Regions from separate parts of the Mus musculus genome. Here region 2 is linked to region 1. Evidence: chromatin contacts called from ENCODE POLR2A ChIA-PET data. All regions are on one chromosome and are shown on one strand. Each heading gives the region's core, a stretch centred on a gene start or an enhancer-like site at or near the end of the contact. The rest is flanking DNA. Distances are from core to core; before and after follow the strand shown.

The links. ChIA-PET counts read pairs that join two places held with the same protein, here RNA polymerase II (POLR2A).
Region 2: POLR2A ChIA-PET joins it to region 1 with 10 read pairs in embryonic stem cell. The contact joins the promoter of Cct3 here to the promoter of Prcc in region 1. POLR2A ChIA-PET finds 5 or more read pairs at or near these places in 2 of 5 experiments (Patski and embryonic stem cell).

The regions. Positions count from the first base shown.
Region 1 is chr3:87,883,802-87,887,004 of GRCm38, reverse strand. It overlaps Prcc (papillary renal cell carcinoma (translocation-associated)), which reads left to right and starts at 1,443. Exons shown (of 7, transcript NM_033573.2): 1 at 1,443-2,130. The coding sequence starts at 1,663.
Region 2 is chr3:88,295,687-88,298,872 of GRCm38, reverse strand. Cct3 (chaperonin containing Tcp1, subunit 3 (gamma)) reads right to left here and starts at 1,738. Exons shown (of 14, transcript NM_009836.1): 1 at 1,607-1,738. The coding sequence starts at 1,637. It overlaps Tsacc (TSSK6 activating co-chaperone), which reads left to right and starts at 1,874. Exons shown (of 4, transcript NM_001357024.1): 1 at 1,874-2,049.

The DNA of each region.
Region 1 (3,203 bases), core at 194-2,693:
TATGAAGCCAAATGTTCAGACACATGGCGAGGAGGCTGGTGAGGAAGAGCCACATCCTTTCACAGTCTTTACAATCCTCATCCTTCGCTCAAAGCACCCTTTCCACGTTCTTTAGCCTCCTCCCTGCCAAACTCTAGCAGCTCTTTCGTTGTTGGCTGACCTCAAAGGTTTTCTGCTCTTAGGAGCAGGGAGGTACCCACAGAGAGATGGGTTCATGTATAAAGGACATGGCAAGTAGAGGGCCCTCAGTTAGAGGGTGACAGAAGTGATCCAGAATCACAGGGAGCCAGGGAAGAGCAGTTGCACAGCACGTCATCATAGACGGGCAGTATGTGAAAAAGCCTGCAGTAAAAGTGGGTGGATATGAGGGCCATACGCAAAGGCCGAGAAGACAGCACATCCAGCCAAGAAATGAATGCCAAAGACACATGCACTGTAGGGTGGGCACAGGTGATCAACCCCTAAGAACTTGGAAGTGTACCGGGCCATAGTCTGTCCTTTTACTGAGGTAAAGTGATTAATCTCCAATTCTCCAATACCTTGCCCTAGTTTCCCGTGCTTCTCACTAGTTGCTGAGGAAGGAGCCCAAGTCCCCACACTCATGGGGATAGCGTTCATGGGAGGTGTGTACTGTTACTAGATGTATACTGGTGTATTCATTGGTTAAGAGCACTGACTCTTTTTTTTTTTTTTTTTTTTTTTTTTTTTTTTTTTTTTCTGTGAGACAGAGACAGGATTTTCTGTGTCACCTTGGCTGTCCTGGACCTCACTTCATAGTCTAGGCTGGCCTCGAACTCACAGATCTCCGCCCGCGTCTGACTTCCTAGTGCTGGGATTCAAGGTGCATGACACCACCCTTGCCATGCTCTCAGATGCCTGCGGCCTCGTTTTCTTTCTGGCTTCGCAATCTTAATTTTATAACGTACCCTAGAGCTTTGTCTTTTCTTGGGGTGCTTTGTTCTAACACCCAGGTCGACTCGGAAGCATCACTGTTTTATTTACAGGTAACTTTCCCTTTAAGCTATTTACTTTCCCAGACTTCATCACTTTCCCGACAACACTTGCAGTTTCTAAGGGTACCACAGCTCCCATAATCCTTAGCTGCTCTGAGGAACTTCAAGTACCGAAATGCTCTAAATGCTTACGTGCTACCGCGCTGATCCATGGGGCTTGTAGTAACATAGGACTTGAAAGGACACACAACAACAAACAAACAAACAAACTACGAATCCCAGGAATCACTGCATCAGAGGAAGCTTTCGCTCAGTCTTTCTGCGCACCCTTTACGCCACCTTTAGACTGCAATTCCCGCCATGCTTTGCACTGAGTTCCCGGAGGTAGAGAATGGGGTTGTTGCTAAAGTCTTCTCTGGGAATTGTAGTTCTTAAGTCTGTGAGGTGAGTAGTAGGCGGAGTGACTCGGCGGCCATTAGGTGTGTGTAGTTGCTTGGTGCTAGGAGCTTAAGTGTAGCGGGAATTCTTACTCGGTGGAAATCAACCCTAGCCATGGGTTCCTGCCGGGGATAGTTCTAGAGCACGGAGCAGGAGGCGCTTTTCGGTTCCCCGCCTTGCCCGCTGGTAGGGCCTACTAGGCCGCCGGGACATCCCGGGTCTCAAGTAGGCCTAGTCTGCCAGCAAGGGCGTCCCAAAGGCGGGAGGCGCCATGTCTCTGGTTGCTTATGCCAGCAGCGACGATAGTGAGCCGGATGAGCCGGAGCCGGAGCCGGAGCCGGAGGAAGAGGATGTGGCGGCTCCTATGCCAGGGCCCACTTTAGGAGGCCTGTTCGCTTCTCTTCCTGCACCCAAAGGCCCGGCCTTGCTGCCCCCGCCCCCCCAGATGCTGGCCCCAGCCTTCCCCCCGCCGCTCCTGCTGCCCCCGCCCACCGGAGACCCCAGACTGCAGCCGCCTCCGCCGCTGCCCTTTGGCCTGGGCGGCTTCCCGCCACCTGCAGGAGTGAGCCCTGCTGAAGCTGCGGGAGTTGGAGAGGGGCTGGGGCTGCCATCGCCTCAAGGCCCTGGGCTCAGTCTGCCCCCAGCTGTGGGCGGTGTCGGACCCCCCTTGGGCCTTCCCAAGCCAAAGAAGAGAACCGAACCGGTTAGGATAGCGGCGCCGGAGCTGCAGAAGGGCGATGTGAGTATGGAGGGGGGGGGCACCTCAAGTCCCATTGGGCTGGAGTTTAGGGGTAGGAGGGACTTGTAACCATAATGGAGCTCGACAAACGCATCCGTTGACTCCGAGCCGCTGGAATCCTCTTAGAAGGCGGTTAAATTCACCTGAACTTGCCTGCTTTGGGGAGTTAGGGTATTGGCCATGAGGCATTCTGGAACCTGGGACTTCCTTGCAGAAAGGGATGCGTGGTATCCTTGGTACTGACAGGCTTAAGGCGCATGCATGGAGACAATTCTTTCCCTTTCAGCATCTTTATCTCAGTTGGCTTCTCTTCCCATATTGAGGGCAGGTTAAAAGTGGCGCCTGAAGTGACAGCTGGTGGGACTAAAGTGCTCCTGTTGAACATCCAGGACCAGCCTTATCCTTTGCCCCATCTCTAAAATAAGAAGGCTGGAAGGAGGTAAAGGACATGAGTGGAGTTAGAGAAGAGATGGAATGTTTACTTATTTTGACATGGTTCTAGTATTGTAACCCAGGCTTTTCTTGAATCACTGTGTAGCTCAGCTTGGGCTTCAACTTGTGATCCTCTTGTCTCAGAGTCCAAGTGCTGGATTAAAAAGTGTATTACACTATCCCTGGTATAAGAAATTGAGTATTGCCTCTCCCTCACCCCCACACACAATGGGAGTTGGACTTGTAGCCTCCCTCACACATAGTAGGTAAATGCTCTTCCACTGAGCTACAAAACCCAGCCCTGTTTCCATTGTTTATTTTGAGGAATGGTTTTTCTAGATTGTCTAGACTGACTTGAATTTTAGATTGTTCTGCTTCAGTCTCCCCTGTAGCTGGGATTACAACCTATAGAAGCAGGATTTGGTAGTCCAGGCTGGCTTCAACTTTAGTAGCTAAGATTGTCCTTAAACTCCAGATTCTCCTCCATCTCCTTCCTGAGTGCTGGGATTACAGCTGAACACCACCATGCCTGCTTTATGCAGCTTACATTCATGTCTAGGGCTTTGTGCATGCTAGGCAAGCATCCTTATCAACTGGGCCATATCCTCAGCCCTAACATACTATTTACAGATATGAAAATG
Region 2 (3,186 bases), core at 489-2,988, 410 kb before region 1:
TAACCAGCAGTCAATTACAACTGTTTAAGGTTGAGCGTGGTAGCATATGCCTTTAATCCGAGCACTGATGCAGATGGATTTCTGTGACTTGAACACCAACCAACTTGGTTTATAAAGTGAGTTAGTTCCAGGCTAGCCAGTTACGAAGTGAGATGGCCTGGTAGTTAAAACCTTTGGAAGCTCTTGCAGAGATCTCTGCATTCATTTCCAGCACCAACATGGTAGCTCACAATCATCTCTAACTACAGTTCCAGGGGATCTGATGTCCTTTTCTGGTGTCTGCAGGCACAGACATAGAGGCAGGCAAAAAACACAGATAATGAGAGAACCCCCGGTATAATAAGAGATAACCTGAAATGCTTCAACTTCATAGTCTTGACCAGTACTTTCCTTGTATGCATGCTTACATATTTCCAGTGATTCATATCTTGAGTGCCCTGAATGGGCCTCAGTAGGACAGTGATTTTTCACAAGACTGCACACCCCTTACAACATCCCCGGGAAGAGGAGCCACAGAGTCTCAAAGATTAGTGACCAAGAAAGTCTGCTTGTGAGGCTGGAAAGATGGTTCAGCTTCAATTCCCAGCCCCTCAAGGTGGCTCACAACTGCCTGTAACTCCAATTCCAGGGAATCTTGGTGCCATACACAGACGAAAACAAACAAAATATCAATCACAAGCCAAGGAATCTCACGATAGAACAGGAAAAAGACTAAAGCCTGAGAGCCACCCTGTAGGTAAACTTCTCTCAGGAGACTAGAGCAGAAAATAATGACTTCTTACAAATCTGGCCTGCTGCTTAAAACCTCATGGACTCGTCTACGAGTGTGTAGGAGAGGTAGTGTCACTGAACACCTTTGTCTCTCCTCCCAGTGTGGCCAGACTAAATCTGTTTTTCTCTTTACTATGTTTAACTTTGACCCAGGCTTACTGAGTTATTCTCAATAGCTCAGGTAACTGACAAGGAACTGGTGCTCTTTACTGAGATGAGTGGCGTTCCCTAAAGAGGAAAGAAAACCAGGAAAGGAATTTGGGAGAACTGGCTGGTGGGAAAGATCACATCCAAGATCGGGAACGCCAGGAATGTCATTTCCGAACAAGGGTTGCTGAATGACCGCTACTGAAAAGATGCCACTTCCGATTCGATCTGCCGGTAAAGGCAGCTTTTACTTATCAACTTAACAACTCTACTACAGCCTCCTAAATACTGATGCTAAAGTATCAATCAAGCGAGTTGCCGTTAAGTCACGCCTCTACGGAGGGATGGACCGAGCATAGGAAGCAAGGCCTACCGTTAAGAACCATCATTACTATCTACACGGAAATCATGCTGTAAAGGACACGGGGGCGTGGAGGGTGGCGACTAAAGAACCGAACGCGAATAGGATGAAGCACACGTAAAGACTAGCGACTCCGAGAGCGGAAAGTCATTTTGTCAAAAGAAGGCGACAGGAGAGGCAAGAGAAGAAAAGTGGGGAAGGAGCTTGGTCCAAGGCGAAAAGACCACTGGAAGGCACGAGGGCCGAGTCATGGCGGGACGGAGCTGGGCAACACTGGCCAGCTTGGGGAGAGAGGGGCGGAGAGAGACATCCCTTCCCTGAACTCACTGAGCACGAGCACTGGACGGTGGCCCATCATGGCGGCACGACGCAGAGCCGACTCTCCAGAGCTGGGGGGAATCGGCAGAACCTTCTGGAGAGAAGAGCAGCGAAGAAAACGCTGCCTCCTCAGGAATGACACAGAAACCTGCTAACCTCTGAAGTGCCGCCAATCACCAAACTCATTTTATTGATTGACAAAAACATAGGCCAATCGACAGTATTAGCCCCGCCCTCTACGCAAGAAAGGCAAGGCAAGTTAGATAGAGAGGGCATGATGTAGGGGACTGGGAGACGCAAGCGCTTGCGCACTGGCGTGGCCGCTCCCGGCCGCGTGCGGCCAGAATGTCTGCGCAAGCGCCAAAGCACGGGCAGTTAGCTGGCTCGCTACAGCGCATGAGTACCCACTAGAGGGTGGGTGCTGGGGTGGAGGCTTTGGATTAATGCTGTAGGTAAGATCATGAAGCTCTGTTTTGTCCATCGGTTCTCGTCCGACCGTGAAGGCCAAGGAAGGCATGATAGTTCTCTACTTTTTATTTCAGCCTTAGCGGTAGGGAGGAGTAGAGGAGCCAGAAATACCCGTCGTGGCCCGAGAGATTGAGGCAGTGTAAAAGTGGAAGTTGTCCTACGGGGCGGGGAGGCAACGACTCGGCTCCCCGCCTCCCCGGAGCATGCTGGGAGTTGTGGTTTACTGCTCTAGACGCGCTGGTTTTCTTTTTTAAAGAAAAGGAAGGAAAATTCTTGTTCTTTAGATGTACCTATTTTTTATTTTATGTGTATGGTTGTTTTGCCTGTGCGTATGTAGGTGCACCACTTGTGAGAGGCGATCAAGCGGGAGTCTGATCCTCTGGAACTGGAATTGATTGTGAACCGCCACGTGGGTGCTAGGAAGTAACCCTGTCTGCGGGACCATCTATTGCTCTTAACTGTTGAGCTATCTCTCCTGTCCTAATGTCTTACTTCTTAGAAAAATACGTTGAGTCTAAGGCAAAAAGACATAAAGGAGGATCGCTCACATTTCCCCCGAATATCCTAAGTCGTGTTTCTTGCAGTATTATGAGTCTTCTTCGCCCCCTCCCCCCCAGCCTGGTCACTGGTTAGTGACAAAAGAAACTAGAGTTTTTGTTTTTTTAATTACCGTATTATCTTTACCAGAGTTCTAAGGCTGGCCTAAAACTCGTCGTAAAGACCAGGCTGATCTCAAACTGGAGACAAGCCTCTTGCCAGATCACCCCATATAGGAAAAAGACAAAACAAAACAACAAAAAAAATAAGGCTAGTAATTAAACAGAAGTCTCAAAGAGTCATGACATGTTTGTGATAGATTTAAAGTTCGTATTTGGTATGCTTTGTCTTCTGCAGTGAAAAGGCACTAACAAAAACTGCCGAAGGGAATTGGAGAAAAATTAACAATTTCAGAACAGTTGTTTGTTTGGTGTGGTAGCACACCCCTGTAATAAACTCCAGAGGCTGAGTCAAGAGGATAGCGATTTTCAGTGGCTTCAGTCTCCCTGGACCACATAAGGGAGGCAGCCTGGAGGGAAGGCTCAGTGGGCTTAGAGGGTATATTGCTCTTGCAGAGAACCTCA